2 separate regions of the Mus musculus genome follow, and region 2 is linked to region 1. A link is a loop called in an ENCODE intact Hi-C map of the cell type or tissue named here. Cell type or tissue: left cerebral cortex. All regions are shown on one strand.

Evidence for each region. Peaks named below come from ENCODE experiments on the same cell type or tissue, not always from the same donor. Only the 100,000 strongest peaks of a DNase experiment are listed, where the experiment ranks them.
Region 2: a loop joins it to region 1, with 8 times the contacts of the local background. A loop is called at or near these places in 2 of 42 quality-filtered maps.

The regions. Positions count from the first base shown.
Region 1 is chr1:22,650,997-22,658,996 of GRCm38, reverse strand. All of the region lies in intron 2 of Rims1 (regulating synaptic membrane exocytosis 1), which reads left to right. Among named protein-coding and RNA genes, the nearest start is that of Rims1, 150 kb to the left of the region's middle. In left cerebral cortex, no CTCF peak of the experiment used is centred here; DNase peaks (open chromatin) are centred at 2,808 and 3,894; H3K27ac peaks cover 2,600 bases.
Region 2 is chr1:22,939,410-22,947,409 of GRCm38, reverse strand. No RefSeq gene overlaps it. Among named protein-coding and RNA genes, the nearest start is that of Gm7759, 45 kb to the right of the region's middle. In left cerebral cortex, no CTCF peak of the experiment used is centred here; DNase peaks (open chromatin) are centred at 3,244, 3,926, 4,616, 7,381 and 1 more place; H3K27ac peaks cover 1,284 bases.

The DNA of each region.
Region 1 (8,000 bases):
TCCCCATATCATATTTAAATAGTATTCAGAAATGCATCCTATTCATTTCCCCATGACTATGATAAATATGACAATAAATATAAAAACATTAAATATAAAATAAATACAAAAATTAATTCGGTGTTGGGAACAAACATATGAGAAATGAAAACTAAGTGATATCTTGGCTAGCATTTTACAGATGCATGCTCAGTAGCTCGTAATTATTTTCTCTTGGTTTGTGTTTCTTCAGCACATGGATGCTTCAGGTTATTAATAAGGTGCCAGGTAAAATAATTAACTAGTCTTTTTTTTTTAACTTTTTCCAATTTTTATTAGGTATTTTCTTCATTTACATTTGACTAATCTTATTAGGTCTCAAAATACTAATGTATATTAAAACATTATATAATCCTTATATTAAAACCTTGTATCCCTTTACAGACCATATCAACATGCCACGTTTAGTTTTTCTGAAATTCACATTTAACTAGTTACCCTCAATAATTATATCTATCTGACAAAACTATGTATCAGTAAAAGTAATTTCTTCTTTGTGGGAATTATTCACAATTAAAAGGCATGTTAGTAGAATAAGAGTTAAGATATAAGTTTTTCAGTCATATTTTTCAGACCAGGAAACCAGTGAAATGTTTTCTGTGGGTTTTAGATAAGTCTTTTGCCTGGATTTGCTTTGTGATTCAGCTTTAAAAATATTCACTTTACCTTAGGAAACTCGGCTAAATCACAGGACTGCTTCTTCATTAGCTGAGTCACTATCAAGGAGAGAGAAAACTCTATCAAGAGAGTCCCGAATTCTAGGAATTTAAACCTGATAGCATGTTAAAGACTACTTGAGTTTAAGTGATTTTTAAAATGAGCGTTAAAGAATTGAGTCACAGCTTTGATATAAGGAACTTTAGTTAGTGAATCAGCTGACACTGATTCTCTTCTTCCAGCTCTAGGGCTGTTGGTTGGCAGGTATCTAAATGTGACTGGGTGTGATTTCTCTGCTACCAGGCAAGTAAGAATCATAGTCATTAGGTAATTAAAGAAAGAAATTAGTTGAAATCAGTAACCGTAATGTGCATTGTGTTGGATATTATGGGCCATAACTAACGTTTTCTGGTAGCCTTAATTGGTGATTTAAAATCAACATAATCAATCTATAGGAGCTAGACGCCATGGCACTTGGCCCATGTTTCATCAGCACTTGGTGTTTCTTTGGGCAAGTAACTTGGCTACCTATGCATGACTCAATGTTTTTATCCTTAAAAGGGGGTTTTGTGATCATAGCTTCATCAAAGACTGTGGAAGGACTCAGTAGAAACTTCTGTAGTGGGAGTTTATTGGTTGTTCCACTTTGTGCTCCTAGCTGGTCTCAGGAGTATACCTGCCCAGGAGCTATCTAGGATCAGCAGATGAAAGACACACACACACACACACACACACACACACACACACATACATACACACACACGCGCACACACACACACACACACACACACACACACACACACACACAATCTCATTTTCAAACTACCTTATTGGCTCTGTGGCTGGTCTCTTCTAAGCCTTCTGCTGCTAACTTAGTTGTCAGGTTACTTTCTGTGAAGTGCATTGGTCTTGCTGCCCAAGACTCTTTCGGGCTGTTCTTCCGTGGACCTCTTTTCTTTTCTGCCCACATTTTGGAAGACCTCCCCTACAGCTCTGAGTCTGTTATGGTCTCTCTTCCAAGTATTCCTCTTTTCCTCTCTCCTAACCTGCGGGAACCTGAAAGTCCCGCCTCTTTCTTTCTGCCCATCCATTGGCCACTGGCATCTTTATTGATTGATTAGGAACTATGGGGGTAAGGACCTTCAGCATCAGTAAACAGAGATTCCCAATTAAATCAAAGCATCAGAACCGCTCCTCTACAGATCTCTCTCTCTCTCTCTCTCTCTCTCTCTTTCTCTCTCAATATATATATATATGCCTAGATAGCTCCTGAGCATGTATTCTCTCTCTCTCTCTCTCTCTCTCTCTCTCTCTCTCTCTCTCTCTCTCTCTCTCTCTCTCTCTCTGTATCTATCTATCTATACTTCTAATGTGAGTTGGTTACTGGTAACTATTATTATTATTAATGTAGAAGGTGTTTTCAAATGGTTGGTATATCAGTTTTGTAAACCCCCATAGGAGTAAATATGAATAAAGATGTGATAAAATCTACTTGTGTATTTTTAGTGGTTTCAAAGATTCAAGGGAGAGACAGTATTTTATTCACTTGCTGCTCGAGTCATTGCTGAAATGCTTTTCAAAATTTTTCTCATCATTTTAATATCAGTTAGGAAAAACTCTCAATTGGAAGTTAATATTTGCATTTATGAGGTTTTAAAATTATTTTCGAGAAAAATAACATATGTGTGTGTGTGTGTGTGTGTATGTGTGTGTGTGTGTAATTTTCATTTTCTTAATTGACTTCCCAAGGGACTCAGTTCACTCAAGAAAAGGAGAAAAAGTAGCTTTCTACTTGAATTCTGATAATTCCAATTAATGGTTTATAGCCAGTAAGCTTTATGATAAGTTTTCAAATTATTAACTATAATGGGTGAAATTTCCAAAGAGGCACTTGGGGAATGGGCTATTTTGAACTCAGTGACAACTGTAGATAGAAAAGTCCTAGTAATGCTTTTGAATTTTTTGTTTCCTTGAATAGAAGATCTTGTGTCCTTTAAATTTAAACAAGGAGACAGCTGGTGTACTCTTACTCAGTGGATTCCAACCCATTAGAATATCCTGAAAGGCACAGAATAGCTACAGTTTTGTTCCTGAAATACTCAAACTCATGAAATCCAGCTAGCACTTTACAGCACCATGTTCCAGGTCCATTTTCTTCCTGTTAGGTTATGCTGTGGCTGTGGTAAAGAATGTGTGTGAGTTCCTAGTCCCCAGTGAAAACCTCAGCCCACATCAGAGAACCCAAAGTATGAATTCCCAAGTGTGCTGTTAGGAAGGCCTGTGGTTAAATTTCAAATTATCAAGCTGTATTTGGGTGAATGAGTTAGTTTTATAAGCAGTCTCGGGAAGAGGAATCAAAGGGACTAACCAGAGCGACAGTTTTCTCACTTTCTACCAACATTAGGTGTATCCTCTGTGAAAGCCCTCTCTGCTTATATGTTCACAGACCTGTCTATTCACTTATATATTTCTGTCTTTACCCATGAACTTATTCACTCAGTCTTTAGTCACGCATGACTTGAGAACCAGCCCCATATTAAGGACTTGGAGAAACAAAGACTTGTGGTAGCTCTTGAATTTGAATTACGGTTTTATTAAGTCTATCACTGAAAGAAAGCCAATAAAAATCTTGGAAATGTCATTATCTGAAAAGTGATCATCTCCCTATTAACACTGTGGCCTCTCCATGCTTGGCATTCGACAAATAAATAGTTGTTCAAGGGACAGAGGAATAACTTACTATATTCATCAAAAAGAGCATAGGTTTTTAGCTTTAATCAAAGCAGGACTATCTAAATTAAGGAGCTGGTTCAGTTATCCCTTATATGAAAAGTCCTCCTCAGAATTAAATGGAACAGAGGGACATGGGCTTTTCGAATGAAGTATGGGAAGGTATAAGCTTTGTTTTTGCTGTCTGATCAATAAATACATCTTAGCCTGAGCTTCTCCTTAATAATGAGAGTTGTGATTAATATCACAATGACACCAGATACAAATCTTGTGATTTGTTTAGATTCGGGTGATGACTTCTGGCTACCTGTCCTGAGCCCCTTTGCCACCTCGGTTTTGTGCATCTGTTTCTTTATTCCACATCATGGTTTGGAGGCTGAGGATGGGGGTGGTAGGCAGTTCATGTTGGCGTGTGGCTGAGGTGGCAGGAGGGAGGATTTTAGCAGCTTGTGGGCGAGTGCTCAGAGAACAGGTGGTACTGGAAGAAGGAAATGACTGTCAGGATTCGGTGGCATTTGGGCGTGTGTATCGGCAGGCATGTTCGCAAAGTGGGGTATTCTTGTTCAAAGTGTAAGAACACTTCAGTGTCCTCATAATGAGAGCTTTGACCCAGAGTTTTAGACTCGCCAAGGCAAAGACTGTCAATTTGTCAATCTGTAGGTATGAAAGACCAAAGGGTTAAACAAGAAAGGGGACAGATTCTGTCACAAAGCCTGACCTCTTAACAAATGGAAACTGGTACATCTACATCACAACTCCTACATCTATGGCTCAAGAAACATGGAAACAGCCAGAATACCAGGAAACCTGCTGGGAAACAATCTCTCCTAGAAATGGCTGCATAAGTTGACCAGAACAATGGCACGGTAGATGGATTTGCTAACTGGAAGAGGGTTGGGGGTGGTCCTACAGGTTCCCACGCCTAGACAAAGGACTCTAGGCAAGTGATAGTGGAAAAAGGAGAATTAGTCTTTCCCAGAGCTGAGCTTCCTTATCAGTCGTTCAATGCAGAATGGTCAGCCCTGATGCTGTATACACAGGAACCAAACAGCAGCAGACTCGGCAGGTTGAATTTTTATATAGGTGCATACATACGTGTGTGACAATATTAACCATAGAAAACAGGAGCTCATCAACCTAAATGTATGGGAGGGGATGAAGTGAGGATACTTGGGAGAGCCTGGAGTGGAAACCTGGAGGGGAGAAGTGATGTAATTCTGTATCAATTAAAACCATAATTTTTTAAATAAGTGAGAAGAGTGGCCAGTTTGCAGGATGCATTGATGACAGCTGCTCAAGGGTTTTGTTTTGTTTAAAGAAGTTTATCCAGGTCTCATTCACTTTCAAAACACCTTGTTATCATCTGCAGCCTGGTAGGTTTAGAAAGATCCAGCACATACTGTGTCCTGTTCTTCAGGACCAGGATCAAATAAACAAGCCTCTCTTCACCTCAGAGCTTCCTCAGGCACCACAGGCTATTGTTTTTGCTTTTGTTTTTGTTTTCTTTTTAATCCTCCCTGGAGGGATGGATAGAGGGAGTTTGTTTTGAAATAGATGCTTTTGGCTGTTCAATTGCAGGGCTTTTCCTGTTATCTCAGACAGTAAACAGTCTTCACCTCACTGCTGGTGGATTTGAGAAGTACCACTTGACTCTAACTAATGAAGCCTTTGCAGAGTATTGCTTGCAGCACACAGATCCTCAAGTGTGCCCAGTATTCTCACCCCTTACAAAATGTGAGCACTGGGCACTTATGGTGGAACAACTGTAGTTATCTGTGGCCACCATGATCCCAGCTTCTGCAGGATTTAGCAAGAATAAAAGTGTTGATGCACTTGACTGTTGAACAAACAAAGTATAGATTGCCCTCTTCTAGTTTTCCAAAGACAAGTGTGGGAATCTTCATTATGCTGTTTTGAAGGCTGCTATTGAAGGTTGTTTTGATCATTATGAAGTTTGTTATTCAAGGGAAGGTTATGTAACGGAAATGTAAAAATTCTGGGCACAATAGCCACAATAACACTGTAAAGATAAAGGAGTTAGGAATTAATAATTTTGTTGTCATTTCTAAACACCTGCACATCAGAACCATTAAAAAACAAACAGAAAAAAATCATATTAAAACAAACAAAAAATTGTATTCAAACAAACATTTGTAATAACAGATTGTTTTGTTTGTTCATTTGTTTGCTTTTTTTTTTTTTTTTTTTTTTTTCGAGACAGGGTTTCTCTGTATAGCCCTGGCTGTCCTGGAACTCACTTTGTAGACCAGGCTGGCCTTAAACTCAGAAATCTTTCTGCCTCTGCCTCCCGAGTGCTGGGATTAAAGGCATACACCACCACGGCCGGCCTATTTGTTTGCTTTTTAATTCAGTGAAATGTCTAAATATAAGGACAGTCCTGAATATGCACATACAAGTAGCATTATACAGACTGATCAGTTTATCGTTAGGACTATATATCTCTGTCATACATCTATGAATGCAACAACAGTTATTGAAAACAGCATAAATTTGAAAGAGAGCAACTTAGTGTGCATGAGAGGGTTGGAGGGAGGAAAGGGGAGAATTCTGTAATTATTTTGTATCTTAAAAATTATATGACATAAAAATAAGTCATGTAAATGTTCAGTTAAAAACATAAAAGGGCTCAAAGACCTTAAATCTGAGAGTTAAGATTGAAATAAATATATTAGGTTTCAAACACCATACATTTATCAAGTCTCATTGCAAAACAGAAAATGGATGGGTTTGTTTGTTATTTTGTTTGTTTTTCTCTTGCTTTATATTTTTTTCAGGCAAGTCCTTGCTGTAGAGTTCAATTTGGCTTTGAACTTGTACAATCATGTGGTGTAAGCCTTCTAAGTAGTGTGATATCAACTGTGAAATTCCATTCCTGGTTATCCTCCCCCCCCCCCCATCTCTCCCTCAAAATGGTGTTTTGAAGCGATACTTTACTTAAAACATTTACTGATCGGGCATACAAAGGGGAGTAATAGAAGCTGGTGACAGAAAATCCACAGTAGTGTATGTACAGTCCCTGCTGTATATCTTATTCCTCAAGGGAACAGTGTTCCACACTGTGGGTAGCTTGGAAATAACGAGGGCATCAACATGTAGCTCTGAGCTTTAGGGACTCTCCTGGGAAGAGAGTTTCTATGGGTCTCTGACATACTTTGTGTTGGGATTTCTTGAGGTTACCATAATGAGGTATTTTCCAATTGCCAAGAGCAGGCTGGTCTTGAGCAATTTTAAATGATTGTTTTGCAATATTCTCTTCTTCTGGAATCTTCAAATGTATTTATGCTTCTTAGCACAATAACTGTGATATGCTGGAAAACATTGAATACAATTTCATTATGAGTTCATCATAGAAATGCTTTCAATTTGACTTACCCTAAAACCTTCAAAATATGAGAACACTTTTTATTTGTATTCATTAATTCCCAGAAGCCATTATTCATTAAGCGCTTTCCAATAAGCAGCGCCCATGTTTTTCATAAGTGCTGATAGGAGTTAGCAGTGTTCCTCTTTGAATTATAATTGTTTCTTAACATTGTACTGTGCTGAATGATGTCAGACAGGTATTGTGAAAGCCAATTTCACAATTACTACACGGCTTGGTATCTAAAACATTTTTTTCTCAATCTCACAAATACAATGAGAAAAATTTAATATTTCCTAAGGTTGGCCTCCTTTGTAACTGACATCCATTCTAACAATGTAAGTTAACTAAGATGCACGGAAGAGAGAGTCTGTGGACATAGTGGTCATGTGTTGCTTGGTATTCAGCAAAGGCTGAATATTCCTGGAATGTTAAATGTTAACGAAGCATTCCACTCAGATGCAGCACACAGGCTTTTCATGAAATACCCTCCACACGCTCTGCCTCCCTGTCCCAGGACTCTCTAAAGTCCAGACTTGGGAGTAACTTGGAAATAGTTCATTCTGGCTATATGATTAGCTCAGTTATAAGTTTACATTTACAATTTATATTTATATTATATATTTAAAATTTATATTCAGGAGGGGTAGTAGATGGAGATCAATTTCAATGGTCGAGATGGTTTTGAATTCAGTGATGATTTGCCAAATAAAGTCTTTAATATGAATACAATGATACAGAGACTCTACAGCACTTTGAAAATGGCTATTCCTATTAATAGCCTTTGGTAGACAGAGAATAAAAGGGAAAGAGACACTAGGCTGCATAAATGATCACCATGCTGAGCATATAAAAATTGTCTCCATTACATGTGGATGAGCATGTATGTGTATGTTGTACTCAAGTATGTGCATGTATGGCTTGTGTATGTCGGTCAGAGAATAGCATGGAGGACTCAGTTTGTTTCTTCCCACAACAGGAGTCAAGGAATAGAGCTCAAATAATCAAGTTTGGCAGCAAGCCATTGTTACCTATTCAGCCATCTCACCAACCTTACCCTCACCTTTGAAAAAGAATTTTGTTTTTGCATACCTTTCTACTCAGAGCATGCAAATAAATCCTGTTTGTGGCACAAGCTCTTATTACTAACATAAGAAATGTTTTAAGGCAGTCTCTAGGATTTATTTCTAAT
Region 2 (8,000 bases), 290 kb before region 1:
ATCTGCAACCCTATAGGTGGAACAACATTATGAACTAACCAATACCCCGGAGCTCTTGACTCTAGCTGCATATGTATCAAAAGATGGCCTAGTCGGCCATCACTGGAAAGAGAGGCCCATTGGACTTGCAAACTTTATATGCCCCAGTACAGGGGAATACCAGGGCCAAAAAGGGGGAGTGGGTGGGCAGGGGAGTGGGGGTGGGTGGATATGGGGGACTTTTGGTATAGCATTGGAAATGTAAATGAGCTAAATACCTAATAAAAAATGGAAAAAAAAAAAAAAAAGGTCGGACCAGAGAACTCCGATCAAATGAGATTAGGAAGCAGGAAGGTGCTGCTATCCTAATATCTGACAATGTAGACTCCAAATCTAAACTAATCAGAAGAGAGGGATACTTCTTTTGAATCAAGTGAACAGTTAACAAAGAAGGCCTTATAAATATATGTGCACCAAATTCTGGGGGAACCAATTTAATTAAAAAAAACTACTACTGAATTAAAGATACAGCATAGCCTCATCCATCAATAGGAAGTGTTTTCCATAACTCATTCTTCAATACACAGGTCATTTGGAGAAAAAATAAAGAGAAACATTAGCATTACTTGACATCATGCATCAATAGGACTTAAGAGGTACCTACAGATATTCTACCCACAATCCAAGAAATACACATTCTACCCAGGTGGAAGATTGTATGAGTCAGAAGATCTGGGAATTTCCTGCGAGACTGTGTTTTCTAGTAAAATCAGAAACTACATCCATAAAGTCTCACCAACATGACTAAACATGAGCTGAACAAGGGTGAGAACAATAGATGACCCAAAATGACAGAGGAAAGGCAGTGAGGCCTAAATCATACACAAAGAATTACAGAAAAATACGAAATGCCGACAGAGATAGAAGTACTCTTCCCCAGGAAGGAGCACACCAACTGGTTATCCAACATCAAATGGCCATCCCTGAAAACATACAAGTAACATTACACAGACTAAGCTTAGGAGAATGCATATGTATATACATACACATTTATGTGCACATAATAGTTGATTTTAAAAATGAGGCCATGAATGTGAAAGAGATGTAGAAGTTTGGTCTGACTTTGCCTCCTAGCCCATACTTCAAGAAATAAGACTTATACTCAAAATATATTTACAAATATCTCAGCCATACAGGTAGACTCTTCTCTGATTAGATAGTAACTTATATTAACACATTTGTTCTAATCTGCATTCTGCCACATGGCTGGTTACCTGTGCTCAGGTACCATGTGTCTGTCTTGTCACATCTTCCTGGGTGAATCTCCTGTGCCTTGCTTCATGAAGAACTCTTTATGCCTCCTGGATGTTCTACCTTCTACTTTCTGCCTAAGTCATAGGCCATCAGATTTATTATTGACAGGTGCCACATTCATGCAGACATAAGATATTCTCTGTACAAAAGATGTGAAGTGTATAGGAAAGGTTTGGAGGCAGGAGGGGGAGAAAGGATGCAATTATATTATAATCTCAAAAAGGAAAGACAAGAGAAAAAAGACATATGGAAAAATATCACATGTAAGGTCCTGGCCTTTTCCAGCCTACCTTAAAGTGGTGATTAAGATAAGCATCGACTTTCCTTCACTCTCTGCTCCACGTTTTGTCTCCATATTTCCTTTAGACAGGAGCAATTCTGGAACAAAAATTTGGAGATGAGTGGGTGACCCCATCCCCCAACCGGGGGCCTTGCCTACTTCTGGATATGATCTTGACAGCTTCTCCCTCCCCTTTGTGGGGCATTTCAGCTAATCTCATTCCAGTTGGGTCCTGGGATCCTCTTGCTTTCCTGGCATCTGGGACTTGCTGGTGGCTACCTCCAGTTCCCCATCCCCCATTGCTACACACCTCTGTTCAAATTCCTGATCCTCTGTACATCATCCCTGTCTCCTCACATACCTGATCCTCCCCCCTTTCCTCCCCTCCTATATTCCTCCCAAGTCCCTCTCACCCTCTCCCTGCCTTGAGTATTTTGCTCCTCCTTCTAAGATGGACTGAAACATCCACACTTTGGTCTTCATTCTTCTTGAGCTTCTTCATATGGTCTGTGAATTGTATCTTGGGTATTTTGGGCTAATATCCTCTTATCAGTGAGTGCATACATTGTTGTGGATTGCCCTGGTGCTGTTGAATTTTTATGTTAATTCTGATTTCCCAGGAGGGGTTGTTTGGAAGGAGGAATGAGTCAAATACTCAGGTGACTCCGGAATCAATCACTGGGTGAGTAGGCGGGGCTTCCCGGTTGGACTGGGGAAGAGAGGAAGCAGGAGAGAGTTAGGGCCTTTTTGGATGGGAATAGTGAGAGGGCAAGATGTAACTACTAGTGTTTCCTGGTTTAAATGCTGAATCTACCAGGATTCGCCAACAGAGGATTTAGAATTAAAATGGCTTGCAAGATTAGAATTCTACTTCTTGTGCCCAGCAATTGAGTTACCATTGTTTGTGAACTAAGTTTGTGTGGTACTTTCCTTCATGAGGCAGTTCGACTGGGTTCCAGAGAGAAAGGTACAGGGGCAAAGCATGGGATTGCCAGATGTGCACCACAAAGGCCATGGGGGTTTCTGAAGCATGGGGCTGGCATGGTAATGACCCACTAGTGGGAACCTAGCAAGCTGGGTGGAGAGATTTTGGAGCTCTGAGTCAGAGGGTCTCCATGAGATAAGAACTGGCCAGAAAACCAGGGCTGAGAGTAGCAGGATGTATTGTGGGAACTTGCCTTTTTAAATATTTTCTGCAACATACCATGTGTGATAGTTTCTATTTCCATACATTTGCCTAAGTGAAGTCATTATTTTTAATAGCTGAGTAAGCACCCTCATAGAAGCAGGGGTAGGAGACAAGTGGGATAAGATGGCTCCGGAAGGGTTACCAGGAAGGGGGATAACATTTGAAATGTAAATAAATAAAATATCCAATAAGAAAGGATAAGCATCACCCCCTCTTAATTTCAGCAAATAAGATCAAATGGCTATTTAAATTTTGTGTTCATGGAATGATTTGGTTGGTAAAGGCAGAGCTTGTACCTTCTTTAGGAAATAATTACCCTCCCAAGAAGCATTTTGTCTTCTTTACAAAGTCTTAGAGGCTGCTTTACAATTGAAACACCACAGCAAGCCGACCTACTTTCTTGTGGTGTTTAAGAATAGGGATGAACTGGTGGGATGTAGTTAGTTTGCAGTGTCCAGACAGAAGGGCACTATGAATAGAATGTGGAAACATTCCTGGGGCTCAGGGAGCCTGGAGCTCCAGAGTGAGATAAAGCTAATAACTTGCTGACTCTGACCTTAGTGCTGAAGCAGGGTCATGTATCCCTCACAAAGGGCCCAACAGATTTCCTGGACCTCCATCATTATCCAGGTCACTAGTGGGTGATACACCATTTATGCCAGTACTGGGGTTTTCACCAGTATTCAGTTCTAGAATATATAAGAGAAGGACTGAGCTCAGAAACCAACCACAGGTAAAGTCATCTCACGGTGTGGTATTTCATCATTGATGATGGAGTCCAAGCCTGTTCTCTGTGTGGGGTGAGTTTGACACTGGAGTGAAGCAGTAACTATAAGATAGCTGCAGAGGCAGAGGTCAGAGGAATGGCAGAGCAGAATCTGGGGGCCAGCTGTGACAACACTCTGAAGAAGCTGCTGTCAACAACTGTTCTTTAAAACAAATATTTATTTATGCTTAATGTGTGTGTGTGTGTGTGTGAGAGAGAGAGAGAGAGAGAGAGAGAGAGAGAGAGAATGAGAATATGAGAATTTGTACCTATGTTGATGGAATTTGAACTCATATCCTGTGTAAGAGCAGTAGCACTGCTGAGCCACCTCTCCAGCCTCCACCAACTGCTTCATCTGATTAGTCATCCCCAGAATCTTTATATCTGCACTGTAGATTGTCAGAGGACATTTGTCATCCTTACCCTGGTTGGTTTCCCTTCTTTACTACTTTAGAAGAGCTGAAGAAAGAACCGGAATGTTTCCCAGGGATTTGAGCTGGGGTGTTTTTCCCAAGGCCCTCACAGTCACAGTCACCTGAAAAGGTGTGTGGCCAACCAGTTTGCACTATTTTAGTGTGGAAACATAATTGATAAAACCAGCTGTCACAGATAAATTCATCTTTAAATCACTGATATTAAGAAATATTTCAATATCAAGGTAGATCCGTGGTTCTTAGCTAAGAGCTGTGTTAACTACCAGGAGACATTTGGCAATTATGGAAATTATTTTGTTGTTGTTTGCTTGTTTGGGTTTTTTGGTTTGATTCTTTTGGTTGTTTGTTTTGCCACATCTGAGGGTGTTATGGGCATCTAGAGAGCAGACATCAAGAATCCCTTAAGCATCCTGCACTATGGACAACAGGCTCCTACAGTAAAGAATTGCCTAGCTCCTAATGTTTGCAGTACTGCATGAGAGACCTGGATTTGATTGTTACACGCAGCTTAGTTCTGTGTAGTTAAGAGGGCAGAGAGATAATTTGAGAAAGTTTTATGATAGAGAAATTATACCTAAATTAGGATATTGGCACATATGCTACAGGATGTGAGGGAAGGGCCCTGTCACGTCCAAATGGGCCATGCAGGGAAGAATCTGGGGAGGAGGAGGTGAGGCTTCATCTGGGCTTTTACGATTACATAAGCAGGGAGATAATAGCACGTCACAACTCGAAGTGTGCAGACACACAGTATCATCCCATTGCTTCAGATCTGGGTGAATCACAGAGGATGAGGCGGACTCCAGTCACTTAAGTGAGACCCAAAGTTTCCCTCTCCCTTTCTATCCTTTCCATAATTCAAAGGGGTGCTGTTGTTGAAAGTTGCAGAGAACACTGAGGAAATATTGTGAGAGGTGTTGCCAACTGTACAAGAAGACTCCATGGTGTTCCCATTATGGTGGTTATGCTGGCTAGGTTTATGTCAACTTGACACAAGCTAGAGTCCTCTGACCAGAGGGAACCCCAACTGAGAAATTACCTCCACAAGATCAGGCGTAGGCAGGCAAGTCTGTAGGGCATTTTCTTACTTACTGATCGATGTGGAAGAACACATACTGTGTATGGTGCCACCTTTGGGTTGGTGGTCCCAGGTGCTATGTTAAAACAGACTGCTCAAACCATGCCTTAGGAGGAGTAAGAGAGCAAATAGCAGTCCTCTGGGGCCTCAGTTTTAGCTCCAATCTTCACAATTTTGCTATGCTTGGGTTCCTGCCCTGACTTCTCTAGTGAGGGACTGTTACCTAGACATATCAGTGAAATGAACCCCCCCACCCAAAGTTGCTTTTGGTTGTGGTGTTTCATCACAGCAATAGAAACCCTAATTAATACAGTGATTATGCAGAGATTTATTCTACAGGATAATTAGGCAAGCGTTTTCTTTTTCAACCAGTTTATACTACTGTCACTGAACATCATAAGCTTTCATTTATAAGGAACGGAAATTTATTTCTAATATCTAGAGGGTAAGGAGTCTGATACTGTGTTAGCAGATGACATGTCTTGCTGCTCATAGACAATCTTCTCTCTCTGCCTCACATGGCAGGAGGAATGTAGGTCATTTTTGTAAAGCACTAAACTGTTGCAGGGGAAGGCTTTATCACACCTCCACCTTTACTTTGGGACCAGATATTACCATGAAGATTTTAAAGAGGAATAAACATTAAGTCTATAGAAATTTAGATACTTACTAGTTAAGCTATAATTCAAACTTTCCATTCTTATAGAATACCCTATAGTTTAGAATATAGGACTCTACTTTATTTGGGCTTATTAGCAACACATATGTACACACACACACACACACACACACACACACACACACACACACATACACAGACATACACGCATAGACATACATGCACACAAATGCACACACATGCACACACACAAACACATACATGCACACACACAAACACACACATATGCACACACACACACACACGCTCACACATACAAGCACACCTGCACACACACACAAGCATATTATTGCTCAGTATCGAAAGCTATGTGTCTTCCAATCATTTGACATTCCAACCTACCTGAAGATAGAAGATTTTCCCACCTCATTATTAGTACATGTGGATGCAGCAAGGTAGAAACAAGATTGGGAAAAGGCACTTGTGAACTTGAAAGCAGTGATGAATGAAGTTAGCCTTTTGTAGAGGGGATTCACCATCAAAGACAGAGGTAGTGACATTTTCCAAGTTTTTTTACTTATTATGCTAGAATGGATTTTCAAGCAGATGGGTTTCTTTTCAGCAGTCCAGTGAAGCTGTTTTCTATAGCTGTACTGGGTTGCGTGAACATCATTAACTTCGTGTTTAGTGGTACTCATAGCAATTAGATTATAGGTAATAATAAGAAAGTCTTAGCGATCTGCTGCCAGGAAGTCAATGACCTGTATGTCTACAAAAATGAAAACCAGAGGATATGTACTTGGGGAGAGTGGGTGGGCGAGGGGCATAAGTAAGTAATTCCTGTTTCATGTCTAGAATGTTCTGATCTCAGAAATCCATTGTTCACCTCGGAGTTAAGTACGGACAGCCACCCTAAGGAAGGCAGGACATTTGCTGAGCACTTTGTGCTGTCTCCTTCCTTTTTGCTCCGATACTCCTTTCTTTAGTGACTCTCCTGTTTGCTTTTGTGTTACTCTCTCTCTCTTTTAAATTGACTATCTTGTTTGTTTACATTTCAAATGTAACTTTTCCAGTTTCCCCTCTGCAAACCCACTACCCAACTCCCCCTTAACCTGCTTCTATGAAGGTGCTCCTCACCCACCCACCCGCCCCCACCTCCCTACACTCACCTTCCCCTATACTGGGGCATCAAGCCTTCACAGGACCGCCAGGAAAAATTCAAATCAAAACGACCCTGTGTTACTCTCAGTAGACCTGCCCAGTAGAGAGGCATGCCCTGTGTATGTCTAAGCAAGCAACTAACTCTCCGAGGAGATGCCTCGTGTGAAATTCTTTAATTTCCGCATAAGCTTATCTTATCTGGATGTGAGTCTCTGGTATTTTTTTCCGCTTGATACACTATATTAAAAAAGAAAAAGAAAAAAGAAAGAAAGAAATCCTAAACCCAAACCAAAGAGGCTCATTGATGCTTTAGAATTCTGTCAGATGTCTCAGCCAGAGCTGACTCCAAAGCAAGTATGTCTGCTCATTCCATTGCACCATCGTCCAACGACATGAGGACCGAGAGGATGAGATCTGGCAACACATGCAAATACTTCCTTCTTAACACTTCTCCTCCACTCTCCTTGCACTTTTTGCTGCCACCATCTCTATGGCTTTTGTGACTTTGGTTCCCATTCAGGAGCATGGTGGATGAGTCATTTTCCTCCCTCACTCCCTAGAGCCACTGGGGATGACATCAGAGATGAGGGGGAGAGAAAGTATGGCATCTCCAGAGACATACTTAGCAGAGAAGGGCATCCTCCACACATAGCCTGGAAGGAAATGAAGGGATGGAAATGAACGTCAGAGTGGTGTGAGGAGGTGTGATGGTGGTTCGTAGGCTGAGCTTGCTCCCCTTGACGGGCTGCCTCTGGCTACATTGGCTTTGATTATGATAAGCATTCTAGAATAACCAAAGATCCTTTGAAGATTCCAAGGTGACAAAACATCTCACAGTCTCATCGACATTTACTCAACTGTGTATAATAAAAATAATTTCTGTCTGTGTTAATTTCCTAATAACAACAAATTCTATGAGAAAGGGGTGGATATGAAACATGCTGCTAACTATACTATACTAACACGTACTAAAAAAAATCTTTAAGGAACATTTTATGTGGTAACTATAGATTTAAACACTCCAAATTATCCATATCCAGTTATCCAAATAATTCACTGATATGATATATATGTATGTATAAATGTGTGTATATAAGTAAATGTGTTTGCATGTATATATATATGACATAAATGAGCCAAAGACTATCTTACAAATACCCCAGTGCCAGGCATGGAAGTT